Linked DNA regions of Homo sapiens: region 2 is linked to region 1. The links are chromatin loops, found by intact Hi-C in ENCODE. Cell type or tissue: IMR-90. All regions are shown on one strand. Links, peaks and the distances in the headings refer to the core of each region. The heading gives the core; the rest is flanking DNA.

Evidence for each region. A loop is a pair of places that touch in the nucleus more often than their neighbours do. Peaks named below come from ENCODE experiments on the same cell type or tissue, not always from the same donor. Only the 100,000 strongest peaks of a DNase experiment are listed, where the experiment ranks them.
Region 2: a loop joins it to region 1, with 16 times the contacts of the local background. A loop is called at or near these places in 2 of 110 quality-filtered maps.

The regions. Positions count from the first base shown.
Region 1 is chr7:34,126,371-34,142,382 of GRCh38, reverse strand. All of the region lies in intron 13 of BMPER (BMP binding endothelial regulator), which reads right to left. Among named protein-coding and RNA genes, the nearest start is that of BMPER, 230 kb to the right of the region's middle. In IMR-90, for the core only: a CTCF peak has its summit at 8,005 (motif pointing left); DNase peaks (open chromatin) are centred at 8,002 and 8,832; H3K4me3 peaks cover 192 bases; H3K27ac peaks cover 564 bases.
Region 2 is chr7:34,820,266-34,828,265 of GRCh38, reverse strand. NPSR1 (neuropeptide S receptor 1) reads right to left here. Exons shown (of 9, transcript NM_207172.2): 5 at 664-865. It also overlaps a transcript of NPSR1-AS1 not described here. Among named protein-coding and RNA genes, the nearest start is that of NPSR1-AS1, 66 kb to the right of the region's middle. In IMR-90, for the core only: a CTCF peak has its summit at 4,418; no DNase peak of the experiment used is centred there.

The DNA of each region.
Region 1 (16,012 bases), core at 4,210-12,209:
GGTAAACAAGGCATAATACAGTTTCTTGTTCCATAAATGAAGGGGTCATTTTACAAATAAATACATGGGCCCAAAGTCAGCACTTTTAAGTGGAAAAGAGCAAATTAAATTATATCTCCCAGCTTTGAAAGAGTGTCCTTTTTATTATACTACACAACAATCTCATCTTCTTCTTTCAGCAAATTTACTGCCTAACAGTTTCCAGTTAACATTTATGCAAGAGGCCTCCAAGACTAATAAAATTAAACTATCCTTATATTTTTCACAACCTTGTTCAGCAAACTCCCTTCCTCACAGAAGCTATTCAAGGCTGAACACAGAAAAAATAATATCCAAGAGTACAAGCTGCACTTACGATCTTGAAAAGTGATCATGACACTGCCACTGGACACTATAATGTCATTTTCCCATGGTGTGGGACCTGTGCACAACTGATTGTCGAGAGCAGTCAGCTACCTCTGGGTATAAAATCGACACACTGTCTGCTCTAAACAGGAATTAAACAGCAAAAAACAGATTCAAGGAGCAACAGACCCACAGTGAACCCACAAAGTTATTGCAGCCCAACACTCAAGGGCACAGTTTTGGGAAATAGGAAAAAACAGGGACAAAAGAGGAACAGATGTAAAACCCAAAGAGCCTCCTTCCATGTCAAGGACTGAGAGATTATTTGATGAGTGATACCTAAGACACGATAACCAGCACAGAAAAAGAGATCTTTCTTTCTTTGTAGTAATCATGGTTGTACTTTTTTTTTTTTTTTTTTTTTTTTGAGATGGTGTTTCACTCTTGTTGCCCAGGCTGGAGTGCAATGGTGCGATCTCAGCTCACTACAACCTCCACCTCTTGGGTTCAAGCAATATTCTTGCCTCAGCCTCCCAAGTAGCTGGAATTCAGGTGCCCACCACCATGCCAGGCTAATTTTTTGTATTTTTGGTATAGACAGGGTTTCACCATGTTGGCCAGGCTGGTCTCGAACTCCTGACCTCAGATGATCCACCCACCTCGGCCTCCCAAAGTGCTGGGGTTACAAGCATGAGCCACTGTGCCTGGCTCAAGATTGTATTTCTTAATACTTCTCCCCACTTTTATTATAGAAATCTTGGGAAATCACCTTCACTAGCAAATGCATTCAGGCATTAAACACAGTCTTTACACTGGGTAGAGACTCTGGAATTCCAAAGAGAAGCCAAATAAAGCTTGTCCTTAAAATGGCGTCTAAATGCCAGTGTATGAATCTCCCTCAATGTCATTTCCCTTTGTTGTTTCAACTTTCATTTCAGAATAACCCACACCCATCATATTTACGCTCAGACTTCACAGCGACATTTTCGGCTGCCCCAGGTTCTAACCTGTAATCCCATTCCTACTTCACTTTCCCAGTAGAATTTGTTCCCCATCCTCTCTCCTGGCCCATGGGGGTGGGTCTCTTTCTGTATACACGGCTCCCACTGCCAAGACCTGGATGGAATGGCATCTCATGGACCTGGTAAAATGATGGCACATATATGGGAAAAGGCTGGTCTCAGTGTGAGGAAATGTGTCCCCGGATTTGAGTGAATGTCTACTGTAATTCTGTAAAATTCCATGGACAATAAACAAATAAAATGTAATTTGTTCGGGTAAGGGGATTGTTAGTGAATGCTTTCCTTTTCTCTTGATTTCTACGTGTCTTATGAAGCTATTTACACAATTGAAGATAAATTACAGACAGCTAAATCCAATCATTGAGACTGTTGAGAGAAAATGTTTTCAGCACACATTGAATAACCACTGTGTACATACACTCCACCTCACCCACAGACAGGTCCCTCTGTCTCCACAGACACAATCAATGATATGCCGTTCTGTAAAACTAAGGAAGATGTGAGCTTTTTATATGATCAACCACTCATGGAGAACAATGTGTGAGAGAAAAATATTTGTCCAAGCCAGACCTTTACTTGAAAATGTTGTATGTATTTTTATAGGCTTGAAATATGTGTTTTGTCTCGGAAGTTAAAATTCATAAATGTTGTTTTTCACTTATCAAGTTGATGATTTTTACATAAAATAATGAACAGAGTTTGTGACAGAATGGAGAAGCAGTCATCCCCCTGCCCCGCTGGCAGTGGTGTGAAACTGCCAGCTTTTACACAGAGTGTTTTTCAGGGAATGTCTCCTCCAGTCCACATGGCAATGGGCTATGAGGCAGAGATTTTCACTGCTCCATTTAATAGATACGGAAGCTGAAGCTTGAAGAAGTTAAGTAATTTACTCAATGTCACAGGGCTGATCACAGATCCAGAACTGCAAACCTAGGACGACACCTTGTTTTTTTCTGATCTCAGAACCCATATTCACAGTAACTACATTCGATCTTTCTAGAGAGCAACTGAGTTATATTTATACACAGCCCAGAGAAAGGTTCTTACTCTCTGATGAAAATTTTACACCTAAGGAAATAGTAATGCCTGTGAATATAGGCTTCAAACCTAGGAATTTTCATCACAATGCTATTTAAATAGAAAAAGAAAAGGGAAATAACCTAAATTATCCATAATAAGGGCCGAGCTAGATAAATTCAGGTGACTTCTGTGATGAAACACCCTACAGCCATTACAATGAAGTTTTGAAAATATATTTTTAAATATGAGGAAATGTTTGGGAAGGATTAACTGAAAAAAAAGAGAAGGATAACAAAATTGTGTTTCAACATCGTGTCATCACACAATGAAAACAAGAATAACTGAAAACAGATACGACCAAATCCAACGGAAAGCTCGGTGTGGTGGATTGCGGTTCTCCTTAATTTTCTTACCTGTATTTTCTACATAGGCCTGATTCCTTTGTTATTTTGCCAATTCTGTTACAATAGAAACCCAAAGAGTCAGGCAGGCACTGTGAATACATATCACTTTTCTAAAAAGGGAAACATCACAGTTTACTTTTAATACTACACAAAAGAATATCATGAAAGATATTAATATTGAAATCAGAATTTCAGAATGATAGTGGGAAAGTAAAGAATGGGAGTAAATGAGAGCTTCTATTTGTAGGTCTTAGTTATTCAACGTTCCTCCAGCTAAAATCTGCCCAATCTGTATTTTGGCAGCCTCTTGATACAGACTTCGGCTGGATTCACTTTGCGTTGCCCTCACACTTGTATTTCATTGGTCTACTAATGTGGTGGTGGAATAGATAATGGAATAATTTTGCATGCTTCTGTTGGTTACAAAGGAATTTATTAAGAGAAAAATAAAAGCATCTTCAAATGCACTTCAAATTTTAGGGAGGGACAAAACAATTGTTATTCAACTATTCAATTCATGTTTATCACACTTCATAATTCAGTGTGAGGAAAATCTAAGTTATGACACAGTGAAGTTGAGTTCTTCTGTGTTTATGGAAGATCGTTGTCCTTTTCTTAATCAGTATGCACCCATAGTCTACATTTATATTCATTTTACAGAATAAGTAGCAGAATTTTATCACTTCTGGGAGTGACTGAGATTTATGGCTTTGGTACCTCTGCTGTCATGACATTGTTCTGTCACATTTATGTTCTGTTTGATGGTGAGTTGGTCAGGAAACACGGCTGCCCAGTGTGCTCCAGTGGGAAAACACAGGTTGCATTACTCTGAGCTTTTCCAGGAAAGCTCTGCAGGTGAAGAGTGCCTGCCTGACTGGTTTCTATTGTAACGGAATTGGCAAAATAACAAAGGAATCAGGCCCCTGCAATCCCCTTAAAGCATACTGTCTGTCACAGGAGCTTCAAATTAATGTATCTAGAAATGGTTTCCTGATTCATCTGCCCCACTCCTGGCATCTTGCCTGGCAGCCAAGAGGTTCAGGGTTCAGGTAGGACTCTTGTTCTGTGTGGTTAACACAGCTGCTCAGTGCCACAATAGGGCAAGAGAAGGCCCAGAGCTGCTGCAGGGGCCCAGGGAGCTGGCACCAGGCTGGGCAGCGCTTTGTCACACATCCACTACCTCCCTTCTCTCAATGTTTGATGTTTGTGTGTCATGTTTCAATGACTCCTTGAAGGCATGTTTTAACCCTGTTCCTCATAGCACTCGGCACGGTAGTGGGATCAGAACTGACCTGTGGTCAGTTCCCTCCCTGAAATCCAATTAAACACAACTCATCTGCAGAGAAGCCTTCAGAACTATTTTCCCGCATCAAACTACAGCTACTGCCTCCTGAAAACTCTACACCAGAAACCATTAGACACATGTGGTTATTTAAATTGGAATTTAAGTTAATTACCATTAAATAAAATTACAAGTTCAGTTTGTCAGTATCATTAGCCACATTTCAAATGTTCAATGGCAGCAGGTGCCAATGGCCCCCATATTGGACAGAGTGGATTGAGAACACTACCATCACTGAAGAGAGTGCTATTAGATGGTGCTGCCAAGAGTGCAGCTCCATTAGCGCCAGGGAATCCATTTCTGTCCTCCTAGAGGGATTTATAGGTATACTGAGATTAGGATCAAGCTCACCTCTGATTGGGCACCTACAAAAAAAATTCAAAGTTCTTGGCATCAAATTCAAGGTTCCTAGCAGCCTAGACTTCAGCCTACTTTTCTAACTCCATTTCTTTCTTCCCCACTCATTCTTTTACCAAATCATAGAATGTCCCATCAACCCTTGGACTTCCATCCACCTGGCTATTCCTGACTGGAAGGTACTTCCAGGTCTTTTCCACTGGAAAAATCTAATGTCTATCCTTTAAGACTTAATTCAAATTCCTCAGTGGTGCTTGCCAAGTGGCCCCAAAAAAGTTAGCCACTCCCTATAGGGTCCCATGTCCTTCATACCTTTCTTATTGCACAGATCCTTTGAAACATCATCTCTTTTCTTTCCGGGGGACAAGGACTGTGTCTGGCTTATCTAGCCCCCCAGCACAGTGCCGTGAACACACAGCTCAGTAAATATTCAGTGAATCATTCAAAGAGTGAAAGAGAGTAACCTCATGACCTTTTCCCAGCTTCCACAGGATTGGACAGCTGGACACTGATATCTGAAGGACATGAATTCCATCCTTGCTCCCACTCTGTGGCCACTGCTTAATACGGCCAAGGCCACGGGAGCTGTTGGCCATAACAGCCTCTGAACTAAGCTGCTTCTGCAAGAACCTTTCTGCTGTCATTTTCATTTTGAACTTATTGCACTCCTCTCCTGTCTCCAGAGGAATTTTTTTTAATTTAATGACTGGTGGAAAAAAAGGATTTGATGAGAGGATTCTGCTTTAACCACACATTTTCAATAAAGCACATATTTGATATAAGAAAAACCTATAGTTTTTCATGTTATTAAAAAGGCAAACCTCCAATACTGCTAAAATCAAAACATCAAACACATCTATGCTTCCTAGCAACAGCATATCCGAGTGGTTTCCCCTCTGCTCTCTGCTTTCTCTGGCACAAGGGCCATGCCTGTCAGACAGAGGCAAGTGCCTCTGCTTCCCAGGCACAGTTTTGAACGACAGATGTATTACCCACTGGGCACCCTCCACACTGCTTCTTGGAGAACAGAAGGGCAAGCCAGGAGTGACAGGTGCCAGCTCCACCTCGGAGCCAGATATCCAGCGTTCTGGCTGTTTTCTCTGCCACCACAAAGGGTCTTCAGCTGGACAATGTTTGTCAATCTGAAGGTCAGCTTTCCTGGGAGCAATGGCAGGATCAAGGCAGAACGCAACAGTGCAAGGAAGATAGCAAGAAAACCACCATTTGGTCATATGGCTTTCCTTGTTCCACATATCTAGGAAGGTCATAGAAGTGAGTGAAGGCATCTTAGGTTTATTGGTACCTGGGCATCAATGGAAAACAGGGGAGGGAGAAGATAGGGAAGACAGAGTCCTAGCTGAGTGAGCAGAAGTGTGGTTAGCTACCATAAGCCTATTAAAAAACTCACATTTTAATCCTTGAAATCCTGCCCTAATTTCCCTAATCTGAGTTGCATGGAGACAACTAAAGGTAGTAGCCAAGGTAGGAAGGCACATCCATGTCACATTATACCTATGAAAACAATGTCATCCAATATCACGCTCTTTTCCTCAGCCCTATACAGGCACGTTCACACACTCATTCTTATCCTTCCATCGAAGGGGTACAAAAAACACCACTGTCACATGAAAAACACGGCCAGAAGCTTCAATCCTGGGAACTGTGAGGCTGTTTTATTGAGCTGTCAATGAAAGGGCAGGGCTAGCCTGCTGGGCCAGCCAGCAGGGAGCTCCTGCTGCTCTGTCCACGGCTTTCCTGGGCCAGCCCCAGTTTGGCATCCCTGTGGCTACTGTCCATGCTGGCTTAAATATTGTTGAGAATATTCCAGGTTCTATGGCTGCCTGGGGTTGCCAGGACAGAACAGCAAGTCCAGGCATTTTCATTAGCTTGTGGATTTCATAACCTTCATCTGGGGAGACAGGGCAGGAGGATACCTGGAACGGGAGTCCAGCCTGTTTCTCTGGTTGTAGATATAAAAGTTATCTCCGGTTCAGCTTTCCCAAATTCTCCCCTCATCCCCCTATACTCAAGTTAAATTGTTAGCCCACTCCTCAGTGAAAAGAAGGCACTCATGGAGCTCTGTTTGTTTCAGGCACTAAACAAGGTACAGAGGCTAACAGAGATGGGCTCCTCCAAGAAAACAGGATTGTGCAAATACTAAGAACCAAACTCCAAATGACATAAAGACTATTATGAATGAGAAAAAGGAAATTCTAGGCTAAGGGAGGTGCCTGAGTAGAGGCACAGAATTTCCAAACCACCAGATCTTAGATTTGATAGTCATGTGGTCAACCTCCCAATATCAAAAACAATACAAAGCAAAAAAAGTCCCTGACAGAGAATCATGCAGCCTCTTCCTGAGACCTCACAGGACAGGGGGCTGGTTTTCCTGCAGGGCAGCTCAGCAGATCTGCTGGTTATGACATTTCTTTCTTCTAGGGATCCAAATCCTCATAATCTCCAGTTAACTCTCAGGTCTGACATCAGGAGCCACACAGAATCACTCAATGTGTCCCTGCTCATAAGGACTCTTCAGTTACCTTCCTGCGCTCCCCTGCTCAGCCTTGTATTTTCATCTTCCTGCCTTCTGTGTTCCTCCCTCCCTGTCAACTGCTTGCTTCCCGGCTTGTCAAGAACAAAAATCCAACAACCAAATTAACAAGAGAAAAACCTACCAAACCATTTTTGTTCATGATTCACAGTGAATCTCTTACTTGATTGCCTGCCCACTGTCCCTACCTTATATACATTGCTTACTTATACATTCCAACACTTTTTACCTAATTTAGACGCTCTCCAATTACTAAAAATATTTATTTTTAAATCCTCCTAACTTTCCCCAGGAGGTGAATGGCATTACGTGCACAGCAGCACACAGGAGCTCCAGAAATGATCATTCACCTCTGACCCTCTTCTGAAGCTATGGATTGTTTTTGTGGAATAATGTAGGCATCTGTGGACACAGAGACCTCCTTTAAGGAAGTAGCAATTCTTAGGATTTTTCATGGATGCCAGCTTTGGAAGAAGCTCCACATACTTGCTTTTAGTAGAGGTACGCTTTTAACAGTGACCAAACAGCTATCACGCATGTATGGAATCTAAAATATTTTCTCCCTTGATAAGGCCATATATCAGACCATATGTGAAGAGTATAATCTTCATGCCCACAGTTAAATTCTCGCCCATCTAATAACGGGGAAGGGATGTGCACCATTTTGCTATTTTCTCTATACCCAGGGGCCACATCTTTAAGGAGCCCAAAGCCAGAGACTATATAACCAGTAACCCTTAGAAATACTCCTGTTGGGAAGTTAAGCTATCTTTGCTCAAGTAGGAAACACTGGCTTCACGGAGGGAAAAACTGACCATGATTAACAGACTTTTGCTGAATTGTCACTCTTCTAGAGATAACGCCTCATTTCACTTTGGGCCCCATCCTAGCAGAGCCCGGCAAATCTTGCAAGATGGTCTCAGGAGCTGGCCAGGGAGAGGGAAGCTTGGTCACGACCCCCCTCTAGTGGCCGAGAGTTACTGCATGAAGTAACCATAATTCTTACTCCAGCATTTGCTTCTAAATCAAACAACTCACCTTTTTGGAGGCTGGCTGATAAAAAAGAACATAAAAATGGTGCTTGGCAGAAAATCAATCACTCTTCTCTTAAACTTGTGCTCAATTCATCACCGTCATGCTTACTGTAAAACAATTGTAAGGCTGGTGAACTAAACCCCTGTGTAATCCTAAACACCTACCCCTGATGCCTGCCAAGAAGGGTGAGTGCATCTGAGGCAGGCTTCTGGAAAGGGCAGGGCGAGATGGGCCACCACCAGGAAGAAGCCTCTGCTCCGTCCACCTTTTTCAATCTTTTTTATCTTTTTCACGAAATCTCATTTCACCTATGTACTACATCGAACGTCACATATTTTTTTGTCTCTAAAAAGAATCTCAAGTACAAGAGAGTCGGAATCCTTCACCTAAGCAGAAGAGAAACATTCTTTACCACTAAAGGAAAAACTAAACTGTTTTTCCTGCTTCCACACGCTGACTCAACACAGAAAGCTTCGGTCACCAAAACATGTAGGGACTTCTCCCCACTAACCACTAGTTCTCCAGCGGACACCAACTAGATGTCCTGAAATTTAACTCAATTCTGACACTATCTACTGGAGTTAGCGTCAGATCCCACAGCAAAGGTCCCAGTCCCACAGCACTGCTCCCCACTTTAGATATCAATCACAGTCCCAGGTTGTGGCCTGTGCTTCTGACCAACCGGTTTATAAATCGGAGTTTCCACAACCCCCTTCTTGGATCCAGTTAATTTGCTGGAGTGACTCACAGGACTCAGGGAAACACTTAAGTTGCCCAGTTGATTACAAAGGCTGTTACCAAGGATACAGATGCACAGCCAGATGGAAGAGATGCACAGGGTGAGGGTGTAGGAAGGGATTCAGAGCTTCTGTGCCCTCTCCAGGCACACCACCTTCCAGAACCCAGGCACACCACCTTCCAGAACCCCTGTGTGTTTAGCTATCCAGAAGCTCCCCAAACCCTGACCTTTGGGGTTTTCGTGGAGGTGCCATTACATAGACCTGATTAATTATATCACCAGCCATTGGTGATCAACTCAACTTTCAGCCCCTCTCCCCTCCTTGGAGGCTAGAGGGAGAGGCTGAAAGTCCAACCCTCTAATTACATGGTTGGTTCCTCTAGCAATGGAGCCCCTCTCCATCCTGAGGCTGTCCAGGAGCCCCCCAAGGATCATCTCATTAGAACAAAAGATGCTCCTATCACCAAGTAAATTACAAAGGATTTAGAAGCTCTGCATCTCTCACTCCTACCATTCAGGAAATTAATTGCAAAGGTCTTAGGAGCTCTGTATCAGGAACTGGGGTCAGAGACCAAATTCAAATTTAAAAAAAAGATTTCCCTAGTGCCCTTACCTACACAGTTTCAGGAGCTCTATGTCAGAGAGCAATATACACATTTCAATATACACATTTCACATCTACCAAGTCTGAGGTGGTAATACCATCAGGGACCAAAAGTATCAGCGTGTTGCCAATATTCAGCCACGTCTTGGGGTAAGCCTGATTCTTAGTTTGTAAAGTGATGGGGTCTCCACAGTACTAATATTCTGTGATTCTGTCAAGATATGAACTTGCCCAGGGCTCAGCTAGCCCCAAAACTAGGTAGTATATGTATTTTAAAAGCCCCCAGCCCAGAAATGAGAGAGGGATCTTTACCCCAAAGAAACTCACTGTCTCCTTTTTGGTGAGCTCATCTCATCATAATTCTACTCCCAACATAGATACATACCGTCTTTGAAATTGTTCTAGTCCCCTCAACAAACACCAAGAGAATATCCGCTGTGTGCAACCTGTGGGCTGGGCATTGTGGGAAATGCAGAAAGAAAGAAGAACCTGGCTTCGATCCGGAGGCCTTTGGGGCGTGGTAGGGAGAGCAGGGCAGAACTGGCTTCGATCCTGGGGCCTTTGGGGTGTGGTGGGGAGAGCAGGGCAGAACTGGCTTCGATCCTGGGGCCTTTGGGGTGTGGTGGGGAGAGCAGGGCAGAACTGGGCCAGGCAACACTCAAGGAGGAGTCTTGAGGGCAACATATTAAGGGGGCACTAGCTCTCAGGCTCCAGTAAGTACAGGGCTGGCACTTGAGAGCAAATGCCTTCTTCAATGTTGCTTCTCATGTCTGGGCCCTAGAGGAGAAGAAAACATGCCTACACAATTGTCCCACGGCATAATCTACTCGAAGAGGCAGCAAGGTAAGTGATCACCACACCAAGATTGAACCTCAATTGTGTTATCTTGGGCACATTATTACCCCTTTCCACATTCTCCTTTCCTTGCCTAATCTCTCCCTTAGGGTTCTCAGAAGGTAAATGAAAATCTGTATTCTCCCCTTCCCCCAACGAATCCCTAAAGAAAAGAGCAAAATTCATCCATGCACAGAAATGGAAATGGTTAGAGGACTAAGCAAAACAGAAATTGCAGCATTCCATCTCCAGCCCCACTGAAGTTCAGAGTTTGAAGGATGTGCAGGAATTGAACTTTGTTCTTTCTTTCCTATCACCCTAGGGTGCCATCCCCCGGGATGCCAGCCCCAGCATTGTCTCTAGTCTTCCCATTGGCAGCCGAACAATACTAGCCTGGGTTTGCCTGTGTTGGCCATGGCCACCTCCAGAGAGTGCAGTAATTGGGAGTGTGGAGTCACAAATGGCGGTGAGGAAAATTTATGAAAGTGAAGGCCTCTAGCATCTGGAGGCCACACCCCAGCCACACGCAGCAGTCACCACCAGCCCCCTGCTTCAAAGGGGCCGATCCTTCCATAGGCCTTTTTCACATTAGGCAGTGGATGGCTGCCAAGTCCCACAAACAGGCAAAGGCACAAATCCTCCACTACGTGCATTAATCAAAGGGCGGCAGAGGCGGCTGCCCCTGGAGGATGCGGTACAGTGGTGAACTTTTTCAGATGCTGGGGGCCTTGCATCAAGCATCTGCCGTGCCTTTTGGCTCCACAATAAACCAGCATTCACATCCCATCACTGCACAAGAAAGGGTCTTTTCACACTCAATGCCCTTTGCAGCCTTGGCTGCCGAGGGATAGCTCAGTCCACTGGACCTAAACAGGGTGCTACCCGTCCCAAGAGGCCCACCCCCACCCATCAGTGGGGCTGGCACGCCACCATCCTCAAATCCCAGAAAAAGGACTCCATGACCAGACATTCCCCAAAGCCAAATCATAAACACCACAGGCCTTCCCCTCCATGCCAGCTTCCCCACACCCTCTGCTAGAATGAGAGCACCCTCAGATGAGCCCCTGAGAGTTGGAATGTGAGGCCTGTTTTCTATAAGCAACTGCAGAGATAATTGCCTAAAAGGCCCCAGAACACTGGCCCAGAGGCATCACATGATTTTCTCTTTTTACCATCACATTACTAATAAGTGGCAAAGACAGCATTCAAAGCTGAGCCCTCACCCTCTCCCCTAAGACAGGTCGCCTTCTAAAGCACATGCTGTTCCTTCTAGCTGGGGTGTTCTTCCTCCCCCTTCTCCTAGTTAAAATCCACTCCTCCTTCAATATGCAGCTGAGTAGCTTTCTCAGGGAAGGTTTCTGAGATCCCCAGTCTAGATAAGGTTGCTCTTAAACATTCTCCTGGCATTCTTGCATGGCCCTTATCACACCCTGCAACTACACCCCCATGGGAGCGATCCCTCACTCCATCTACTCCACCATGCCCCAGGGCTGGCAGGTGTTGCTCACCAATTTTCCCCAGCCCTAGTGCAGAGCCTGTTCTAGGGTACATGCTCAAAACCTGTTTTCTGAATGCATTACTTACAGATGTTTATATAGTCAAGTCCAGATAAAGCGACTACTAAGTGACAATGAGATTTACAGGGTTAAATGGCCTCAAAGTGAAGGAGGAATAGGCATTCCATGGATTTAACTACTACTAACATACTGAGGGAAGTTCTGAAAACTGGAGTAGACAGCTAGGAGGTCAGTGGTGGTCTTAGCAGGAATACTTTTACAAGAGTGGTGTGGCCAACAATCCTCCTGAAGTGTATTGCAGGTGGAAAATATGGGAGGCAATGAGGAAAGGCCATTCTTTCAGTAGGTTGTCAGATCAGAGGAGAGAAATGAGGAGATAATTTGAAGGGAACCCAGAAGACAGAGAGAGAGAGAGAGAGAGAGAGACAGAATCAAGAAGACTTGAACACATTTTGCATCAAAGCGGGGAAGGAAGTCCAAGATAAGATGCTGAAGCTAAAGAGATGGAGGGTTTGGGTAACTGGTGACATAATATCAGGAAGAAAACAGGAGAGGAGGGGGTCAAGAACACAGGGAAAAGATTACCCTCCTATTCACTTATCATTGCTAGTAGCCAAATTCCTGAAAAAAAGAAAAAGAAAAATGTAGAAGTCCTTATATTCATATACGACAACATAGGGAGAGGTAACCTCTAGATCAGCAGTTGGAGGAAGGAAGACCAAGGTGCTAATCCAAATATCTAGCAAAGAAGCAGGCAGAACTGAATGCAATTTGCAAATAGTGTTTCCAGGTGAGGAAAGACTCCAGACAAGGGACAAGATGAAAGCCACTAGAGAATGAGGTTTTACTCCCCAGTTCAGTCCATGCCCTTGGGGACTCATGGCAAAGGAACTGAAATAAAACTAAGCCTAAATTATAATATGGCAGGTTTTCTTTCTTTCTTTCTTTCTTTCTTTCTTTCTTTCTTTCTTTCTTTCTTTCTCTCTTTCTCTCTCTCTCTCTTTCTCTCTCTCTCTCTCTCTCTCTCTCTCTCTCCTTCCTTCCTTCCTTCCTTTTCTTTCTGTCTCTTTTTTTTTGAGACAGCGTCTCGCTCTGTCGCCTAAGCTGTGGTCACTGGCACGATCTCAGCTCACTGCAACCTCTGGAGTCAGTGGCACAATCTCGGCTCACTGCAACCTCTGCCTCCTGGGTTCAAGCGATTCTCCTGCCTCAGCCTCGAGGTAGCTGGGACTATAAGTGTGCACCAACACACCTGGCTAATTTTTTGTATTTTTAGTACAGATGGGATTTCACCATATTGGCCAGGATGGTCTCAAACTCCTGACCTTATGATCCACCCACCTCAGCCTCCCAAAGTGTTGAGATTACAGGCATGAGCCACCACACCCGTCCCTAATATGGCAGGTTTTCTAGATTTTAAGCTTGTGATCTAAGAATAGTGATAGAACATTTTTCCCCAAAGCAGGGGATCTGAAATTGAGAAGCCATTTTTTGGCGGAGGAAGGGGTAACCTTTATAGATGTTTTCTTCCTAAATATTTTTATGTTCCCACTATACAATAAAAGTCTTAATAGCAACAATCATGGCAACCCACTGTGGTTTAGCGCTGTGACAGCTCAAAAACCCAACAGGCCGGATGACTCACAAAAAGTCAGAGAATTATAGAATCATAGAGTCTTAAAAGACCTTAGGGAATATCTACTCCCTGCAGGAATTCCTTTTATAATACTCCTGCCAGATGGTCGTACATCTGCATCATGTCTGTGATAGGAGCTCGGTAGCTTTTTAGGAATCTCATTCCTGTGATAGACAATGACAGCTTCTATCTCTCAGGAAGTTTTCTTATATATTAAATGAAAATGTGTTCTATAACTTCCAGCCCTTTATTCAGATCCTGCCTTCTGTTACACTGTAGAATTATTCTATTCTATTTCAGCTTCCATGTGACATCCTCTTCAAACACATTATATAACATAAAAATGTTCCACTTAAAAGTTAAACTTTTGGGGGGCTTTCAGAAGTATTCCTATCATGCCATTTTTTACTTCCTTTGCTTTTATTTATTTTACTTCCAGCAGCTAAAGGGTGTTCCACCTAAGCGCAAACATTATTTTCCTTTTTAAAATTCTTTTAATAAATCTCTACTTGGCAAGCAACTGTGCCATTTGTCTGAGCAAGGGACAAAGATGAGTAAGGCGGGGTACTTACTCCAAACTTCACAATGTGCCAAAATAGGTTGTAATAAAGGAGGAAAATAATGGGTGTTACAAAAAGCAGTCTAGCATTACCAAGGGAGTTCAAGGAAATAGATTACTCTGGCATGGAGGATAGGAAGTGAGAAGTTAGGAAAGATTTTGAGGAGGTGGCATCATTTGAGTTACATCTAAAAGAAAAAAATAAGTTTTACCCAGGCAAAGAGGAAAAAAAGGCTTTTTAGAAAAATGTATACTTTAGACATACATTTGTTTGAATCGGCATACATTCCATTTGGGGACCCAAGAACATCAAGAAGGGGAACAGACATCACGAGAAATCAATGGGAAAGGTAAGTGTTGCTTATTTAATGGACTTCCTTGTATGCCAAACTATGAAGCACAAACATTATTTAAGTAATCAGAAGGAGTCACTGACAGTTGGAGCAGAAAAGTGATAGAATTCAAAATACGCATCAGGAAAGCAAGCTAATAAGAATATTTTGGATGGAATGGAAGACGTGGAGAAAAGAAGTTATGTAGGGATTAAGCAGCTATTTCAGAAGATCCAACTAAGGTTTTCCAAGAGGGAAAGACACCACTTACCTGCGGGAACACCAGTAGAAATTGAGAGGGGACATAAAGCATTGAGATAGGAGAATGTATAGAGCCTGAAAAAGGGTCTCACACTGAGGCAAAAGGGAAAAAGAAGAGTCAAAGATGCATCTGGAGATTCAAGCTTGGATTTAAAGTCTGCCAAGAAATTAGAGGGATGCAGAAGAAGCCGGTAGTAGAAAGGAGCGGGGTGGAGCGGAGGAGAGATGATGAGTTTGTATTTAAACCCACTGTGTTTCTGATGGAACATCCAGGGAGTGGTGTGGTGGTAAATGTTCAACAACTGGTTCTTGGTGGGATCAGGGAGAAGAGGGGACCCCTGATTGGTAGTGCATGCTGACTTATGTGGTGTAAATAGCCAGTGTGGCTGCTTCTAAGCTACAGTACCAACATGGCATCACTGATCACTAAACACACAGCTGGGGAGAAATTCTAACAATTGGCGGTAGGGGGACAATAGAAGCCAGCTCCATCACACCACTGTGTCTACATTGGAGAGAGGAGACAGGGTTGAGCCAGAGTGTTCCTATTGTACAGTTAATAAAATGTGATTCTCTGCAAAACAGAGACCATGACTACTGACAGACTTGGACATCCCTACTGACATGCATCCAACTTCAGCCAAAAGCCCACCAACGGGTTCTCTCACTCTCTCTTACCAACATTCATACACAAGCCATAAAAACAAGGGCTGACAGCAACCAATGAGTTCATGCTGGTTTTATTTTTCATAGTGTCTTAGGATGATTCCTCCTTTAAGGTTTATTATTCTTTTGCCTACCATGAAATAGTAACTAAGCATTTTGCTAAATCAATTTAAAAATTGCTTTGTTTCATTGCTATCATTGTAAGGTACCTCTGGGCTGTCTGCTGTTTTATAAAGGCTCTTAATAATGCTGCTTAGTCACTCATAGGATGCAATTTGGACATTTTTTTTAAAAAAGAGAAATTCTAAACTACTTTTTATCTCTTTCCAGGTGTATAAAAATCTAGCATTATGTCTATATAATACTGGGGCAGTTAACGATGCTATGGTAAGGAGTATTATGTGGAACAAGAAATTTAAAAGGTGAGTGAAGTGAATTACACATATAAAGATAATGGTTGAAAGCCACACACTGGGGAAGAAAGTAAGAGGAAAGAGGAAAAAGCAGCATGGTTGAAAAAGATGTTATTAAGACTCAATAGGAAAAGTTGTAATTTCTCACCTATATATTTCCAACTACAGCACAAACATCCTCATACGCCTTCTTGGTGACACAGCAGCCAGTTAAATATTTTTGTCTAACCATTTCTTATAATAATGTGTAGGGGAACAGAACTTTTCTTCCCTACATAGCAGCCAAATGTTCTTTCAAATGTATTAAACAGATCATAAAACTCCTTTAATCAAAAGTTTCCAAAAATATCTCATCACATTTAAAGTACAATCTAA
Region 2 (8,000 bases), core at 1-8,000, 690 kb before region 1:
TCTACACTCACTCTGATTTCTGGTCATCACAGACTCTGCTTCCTCCCCACTTCTCCCTTATCCTACCTGAATCATTTCCTCCTTCAATGGTGGCTTCCAAAATATATTCCCTGCCATTATCTGACTCCACTGCATAGACAGTTTAGCATATTAGTGCATACTGAGTTTTGTGTTCAGTTTGTTTCAAGTATGTCTATCTTTTCATTTACAAAATCCCTGAAACTGGTAATTTGCCTTATATTTGGAAGGCTGCGAGATATAAAAGAAATAATATGGTATGATTTCAGAAAAACCTGGATATCAATCCTGTTTGATGTTGAATAAGTTACTTAATCACTCTGAGCTTGAGTTTCATCATTCATTAAATTGGGGCAATGGAAATTATTTCACAGGGTTATACTGTGGCTAATGTGATAATTGTTAGCTATTTAGCACAATGCCTGCCCTATATACCCAGTAATTGTTAATTCCCTTCTCCTTACTCTACTTTGAAGAAATTGGGCTTAGCCTATGGTAGCTACACATAAAATCTTGTGGCCTGGTCAGTTCCCTCAAGGGCACTAGGAAAAATGGGTCTGTTGGGGAGGAGAGCAACAGCTGGAGAAACAGGAAAGCCCCCCCCGCCCCACCCCCCCGTGTGGTCCTGTCCTGACGGCTTCTTACCTGATGATTGTCAGAGGGATGAAGTACACCAGGAAGGCCACGATGGTCATGTATGGGGTCCAGTAGGAGTCGTCAGGCCACAGGGCCCAGCACTGCACTTCACCGTTGGACAGTGTCCTCTTCCCAAATATGATCAGGGTGGGAATGGAGAACAGAAAAGACAGGCTCCAGGCGATCACAATGAGGACCCTGGCTTGCTTTTCTGCCCAAAGAAAAGAGAGGAATGTCTGGGTATGTGGCAACCATTTTTGGGAGCACAATGGAGTCTGCTATAGAAAAGGATCACTGTGGGGCAGCCACCCTGGACCTCAAAGAACCTCCCAGAGCCTCAGTTTCCTTCTCTGTAAACAGGGATACAGTATCTCCATACATTGTCAATGTGAAGATTACAAAGGGAAGCTTGAACAGAAGCCAGCACATTGCCTGGCCTAAGGTTGGTGCTTTTTCTTTCCTGATTTACCCATCTGACTTGAGATGCTGACGCATCCATTCCTGCAGTATTAGGGAGCTCAGTTTGTACCATGTACATTTGGTAAGTTGCGGTGCAAATGCTGAGTTGTGTCTACCCATATGCAGTCTCTTGTTACCAGGCAGGGCTACAGCCTTTGGTCCACGTGGCATCTTTTCACTGTACCCAGCACTGCAAAGCACTGGGACAGTTTTTGAGAGTTATTTGCCAAATGGGAAGGAAACTTCTTTCTTTTTTTTTTTTTTTGGTAGGAACATGGGTGGACTTACAAGGCAGAGAAAGAACACTGAACTTCGTTCTGGAGAGTAGGGTGCATTCAAAACCAGCCCAGAAACCTGGTAGCTATGTCTGCACACTGGACTTTAGTTGCAATATTCTGACCTTGGCTAAACCATGCAGTCTCAGCCTCATCTTTTCTTTAAATTGGTATAAAAAATACCTGCTCTGGCCACCTCAGCTGGTTATGATGGGGCTGGAGAGAGACAATTAATACATAAGCAAGTACCTTTAAAATACACCCGTTGTTATGATGTGATGCTTTCTGTCAAGCTGTTGTTGAAACTCTCATCTTAATCCCTCACCTAGCTGGGCTTTCTGTGCTCATTGGCTCTGGGACCTTCTTCCAGAAATAAGAGGCCACCTTGCTCCCCTACTTTCAACTTGGAAAGCAGGTGTGTGTCTTTGGGTGGGGTTGGAATGTAGAGTCAGGTGGTGTTGTTCGACAGTGTGTTGACTGTGGTCGAGCTACAAGAAGTGAGAAAAATCTAGAGGAAACTAGGGACTCTATTAAAATCCAAACCCAAAATATTTAGGAGAATAATATCTAGGGTTCTGTTCTTCCTGAATTGTATGCACTGAAAAGAGATATTAGATTCATGTAGAAAAGAGTTGTTATTGGCCCACTGAGCAAGCAGGAGTCTTGGGGTAGAATTATAATAGCAATCTGATTAAGGTCTTTCCTGTTCCTTACATGCAACCGGTAATCCACTGGGGACAGGGGGAGAGGTTTTCCTGCCTGCATTTGGAAACTCGAGTCCCTTGATGTTAGTGATGACTCACAGGTGACTGACACATTAAGTGGTAAACATTGGTCAATTTAATAATTACATGAAAATTAGTAATTAAAATCCTAGATAACAATAAAAAAACCCCAAATTCCCAAGAAGATTTCAAGTTAAGTCTTTTCTCCCTAGGTGGGCTTGCTTCAAGTAGGAAGTCCAGCAGAGGTACCAGCCCTTCTGCTTTCTATCCTTGTCTGCTATTCCTCCTCCTCCCCCAGGTTGCTATCCACATTGGGGTCTCTCTGGAGCTGGGGTACAGGGAACCAGGAGGAGGAAGAAGACAGAGTTCTTGCTTGACTGCTGCTGTCATCAGAGGGCTTTGTGCTCTCTGTGCCTGGCTGCATCCAAAGCTGATTCTTGGTCCCCTGAGGAACTTTTCTGGGTCCTTTGGAAATTATCCTGTGGGGTCTTGCTGGTGGCCACTTCCTTGACTTGGGCAGTGACCTTCCACCCTCCCTGGTGACCTTCAGGGAGGCCTCTTTCTCTGGCAGAAATGTCTGGGGCAGGATCTTTTTTAACACAGCCTCAGGCAAACTTCATGATGCAGGTTTTACATCAGCCCCCTGGGCTAGGACCACAGCGCCAGCCAGCTTCTCTTCAACATTCTCAGGTGTGATGTAGTCATTGGTCCACAATGCTTTCAAATGCAGGGAACATGTCAAGCTCTGTGAGTCATCATGTGAAGCCCTCTCACTAGACTTAGTTTATGTAGACATCGAGTCACCTGTGATTAGGACAGTATGAAAGGTGAGAGACTGAGAATAGTGTCAACATCTTCACTGGATGAGGGCCATGGCCATATGGGCACAGACATATGGGGAGGTGTTGTAGAAGGTAGTCTAGACTGATAGCATGAGCATCAGAGAAACAGAGAGGGCATGCGTATGCAATACTGAAGGAGAAAAGGCCTGGAGGTGGTCTAGAACGGTAGGAAAATGTCTTCACCACCACCAGGCCATGAGGTACCTAAAAAGGAAGGTTGAGGAGCATCCTCTTGAGATGTCTTAAGGGAATCAGCCACCTCAGGAGGCAGGAGGTGGAGGGAGCCTCCCATTAGGAGTTTGATGGCATAGGGGAGCTGGTCCCTAAAGGAACAGAGAAAAACCAGGCGTGGAGAGAAGCAGTGGGAGTTCAGATTAAGAAAGAAGCAGGGTGGGATGAAGAGGGCAGGTAATAGGACTGGAGGGGGTTCTTCTTGATGGTGGGGGTGTGAAGCCTGATGGGTTTCTATGGTCCTGGGTGACATTAGTAGCTGCCCCCTGTGCTCTTGTTCTTTCAATGGTTAGAATTCTAATGTCATCTTCTTCTATAGGTTCCAGGGCACTCTTAAGGGCAACGTGTGACTCCTGGGCCCCACAAAGTTTCCACTTGATGGATGAACAGTGCATTCACTTTTGAGAGGGATGGACAGGGAAGAGAGTATAGAATCATACTTTAGAATCAATTCTACCAAGGTCTCCGAAGATGTTTCCCCAAAGGCCCAGCAGGGTATAGGCTTGGAGCTGTTTTTCTCTTACTGGTGCTGGGGCTACACTGTGAAAGCCCCACTCTCTTAGGCTGTGACGCAGCTGCCACAGCAGGGAGACTGATGGCCTTCCAGGCAGCTGAGCCCATTTGCCATGAAGAGTGACTTCTCAGGGCTGAAGGATCCAGGATCGAACAGATGAAATGCAGGTTTGCATATAAGGTAGACTGTCTCATGTTTCTCACCCCCGGAAAGTCAGACTCCCTCTTCCATGTGCTCTTGTCCATTTCTGTACTTCTCTGCCGCTTAGCCTTCCTCTTTTCCATGTAACTCATTTACCTTTTTATAAAATCGTATAAGTTACACACATTGATTATAGAAACACTAGCAAATAAAAATAAGCGAAAAGGAAAAAAATCCATAGTGGCACCAACCAGAAACGTCAAGCTTAAATTTTGATAACGCATGCATATATAATACATAGATTACACATTTAGAAATGAGATCATGATACAGATCCTACCTTGTAACCTAATTTTTTTCCTCTGAAAAGCCTGTTATGACCATCTTTTCCTGTTAAGAAATATGAACTTGTACAAGTGGCATTTTTTTTCAGGTAGTAAGATCCTTTCTTCAAATATAATTTTATCTCGAACCCAGTATAGGAAAGTGTTGAAAGCTCAGGTATCTTTGGTTGAAACTGAGACAGCCAGCAGCTCCCAGATCTGCCCTGGAGCAGGCCAGCAAAATGAGCCCTCTGGGGGTCACTGTGGGAAGTGCAATTGGAAAAGCACTGATAAATAACATTTTTTCCGGTGGTTATACTGTACTCCAATTTTATCAATAGCCGATTATTATCTAAGTTGTTTTCCATTTTTTATTATAAATAATTTATATTCATCTATTTTTCTCAGTTCTTGTTATTCCTTAGGATAAACTCTTAGAAACAGAAGATTTATAAATTTTGACAAATATTGTTACATTTCCCTCAAAAGTGCCTACTATTTATGGCTCTCACTGTAACAACAAAAGTACCAATTTCCTTATACTCTCCTAATAGTTGGATAATTCTTCCTTTTAATCTTGTTATGTGGTTGGTAAAATTTTGTATCCAAATGTTCAATTTTGCAATTCTTTAATTAGTAGTCAAAATGAATATTTCTATACATTTTCTATTCATTTATGGTGTTGTTTTTTTTTTTTTTTTTCTGGTGAAGTCTTGCTCTGTTGCCAATGCTAGAGGGCTAGAGTGCAGTGGTGCCATCTCCACTCACCGCAACCTCCGCTTCCCAGGTTCAAGCGATTCTTGTGCCTCAGCCTCTTGAGTAGCGGGATTACAGGTGCATGCCACCATGCCCAGCTAATTTTTGTATTTTTTTAGTAGAGACAGGGTTTCACTATGTTGGCCAGGCTGGTCTCAAACTTGTGACCTCAAGTGATCCACCCACCTCAGCCTCCCGAAGTGCTGGGATTACCGGCGTGGGCCACAGCGCCTGGTCTCATTTATGTTTCTTTGTTTCTTGTTAGTCTGTTCATGCCCTTTGCCCATTTACTCAATTAGAATGTTTTTATTTCTTTGCCAGACTTCTTTATAAAAAGGATATTTTTCTTTGCCTGTTACATAAAAATATTTTCCATTTATAATTTTGCTTTTTAAGTTTGTTTATGGATATTTATTATTTACATAAATAATTTAAATTTTTATGTAGTAAAAAACTATATTTTCCTTCTTGCTTCTGCTTTTGATATGGTTCCTGGAAAGGCCTTTCCTTCACTGAAATTATGAAGGTGTTACCCAAATATTCTTTTACTCCTTTTATGTTTGAAGTGTTAATTTTTTCAATCCAACTAAAATTTACTTTGTTATTAGCTATGGTGGGTGGTGATCTAATATTCTGAAAAAAGGCCAGACAGCTATTTCAACACCGTATACTAATTCATTTTTTGCCAACTGATTTGAAATTTTGTATGATTTATATGTGTTATTCTGGTTCCAGCATTGTTTTAATTATCAAAGTTTTATATTACATTTTAATATAACACTGCATATTTCTCTTTATTATTTTGATATTTTTCTAATTATTCTCATATTCATTTTTGGTGAAGACCTTTAAAATTGTCAACTTTTCTGGAGTTGCTGGCTAAGAAAAATACTGCTTCAGTAAATAGCAGTAAAAAATAAATAAAATATGGCCTCCCCTCAGTTAAGCGGCCATTGCCTTGTGCCTGCACAGCTACATTTGACTCCCTCCTGGTTTCTCCCTGCTCCATGACTCTCCCAGAGAGCCCTGCCACTCTCGGGGAATCTCTTCTTTCTACGGCTTTCTCTCAGCTGAGCCGCATAAACTCCGAACCCTGCCTCTCAGCTGCCCTTAAATTCTGACAAGCTGCGGTACTAAAATGACTCCCGCGTTGGGCTTCCTGGAACCTCTCGTGTCGCGTTCTCACCGGCTGCCCTCACCCTATAAACTTGTGAGTATCAGTTCATCCTCTACAAGGCCAGGGAGTTCTCCCGGGGGCTGAATTATACATTATACACTTGGCTTCCGTGTTTCATCTGCTCCCTCGTGTGCTGGGAATTCTTAGAAGTTTCTGGTATTTGGATGGCTTCTTTCCTTGGCTCTCATTCCAGATGCAGGTCTCCCCCTGTTTTTAGATTTCTTCAGTGACTTTCGTTGGGCCTGGGCAGAGGAAGGCAGCTGGCTAATGTGTTTCTAAGCTTTCATCTTTCCCAGAAGCTACTGATGATGAGGATTTTCCAAGCACCTTATGTTGAGCCTCTCTTAATTTTGTAGTGAGGGAATAAGTTGTTTTACATCTTTAGAAAAGCACTATAATATTAATTGCTGCCTTTCTGATAATTTAGGACACTCTTGATGATATTACACAGTGTCTCCCAGAACTAGACATATTTTCCACGAGCAAACAGCTAATTTTTTAACCTAGTGAATATGGTGAAACATGTAATTCATCATGTCACCCTCTGGCTATGGGTCTCAAGTCTGTACCTCTAACAAGTTTCCTGGGACTTCCCTCCTGCAATTTCCTATACTTATTTTTCCTTCACTTATATTTCTTCACCTTAAAATACTTTGGCGTCGATGTCCTTTTGTCCACCACATTCAACCCTTTCTAAAGTCGGCTAGGCATAAACAAATAGATGGATAAATAAGTGTATCACGGGCCAGGTGCAGTGTCTCATGCCTATAATCCCAGCACTTTGGAAGGCCAAGGTGGATTGCTTGAGCCCAGGAGTTTGAGACCAGCCTGGCCAACACGGTGAAACCCCATCTCTACTAAAATACAAAAATTAGGCGTGGTGATGCACACCTGTAATCCCAGCTACTCGGGAGGCTGAGGCACAAGAATCACTTGAACCTGGGAGGCAGAAGTTGCAGTGAGCTGAGATCGCGCCACTGCGCTCTAGCCCGGGCGACAGAGTGAGACTCTGTCTAAAAAAAAAAAAAAAAAAAAAAAAAAGTGTATCACAAATCCATGAATGTAAACCAAAAATAAAGTTATAAGGCCCCCCAACCTTCCGAATGGATTTCCTCCTCAGCCAAGGCTCTTTTAAGATTTAACCTGAGAGGCTGTTCCAAGCCATGATGGGCAGTGCGGGTTCAGGTGTGTCTCATTATACCTCTCCAGCGTTAACATCAACACAGACTTTAAGTCTGATGAGAAACATTTTACAACATAGTCTCCCTGAAGAGGAAACCTAAAAGTTTCCCCTGCAAATAAGAAGTTTGGTCTCCACAATTCTTTGTCTTAACTCAGACATTCCTTTTTGTTGATCCCAGGTCTTTAGATAAACTCAACCAATTGTCAACCAGAAAAAATTTAAATCTAACTATAATCTGGAAGCTTCGCCCACCCCATCCCCCACTACCCAACCCTGCCATTTCGGACCAACCCTATGTATTTCTTAAATGTGTTTGATTGAAGGTTCATGTCGCCCTAAAATGTATAAAACCAAGCTGCACCCTGACCACCTTGGGCACATATTCTCATGACCTCCTGAGGGCTTTGTCCATTGTCACTGATATTTCACTCAGAATAAATCTCTACAAATATTTTACAGAATTTGATGCTTCATTGACACATTTTTGCATACCTATGTCACGAAATGTCTCTCCTATCTCCCCTGCCTCATCAATTTCCTGCCTCCCCTATCATAATAACTAGGGCTTTACAGTGCCCAGAAAACTTGGTACAGGTCTCAACCCTTCACAAAACAGACACACCAAATGACCGAGAAGAAACCCAGGAAACAAGTATATTTTCTATTTTTAAAATTAACTTCTAAACCACTTTATTGATGTATAATTGGCATATAAAAAGC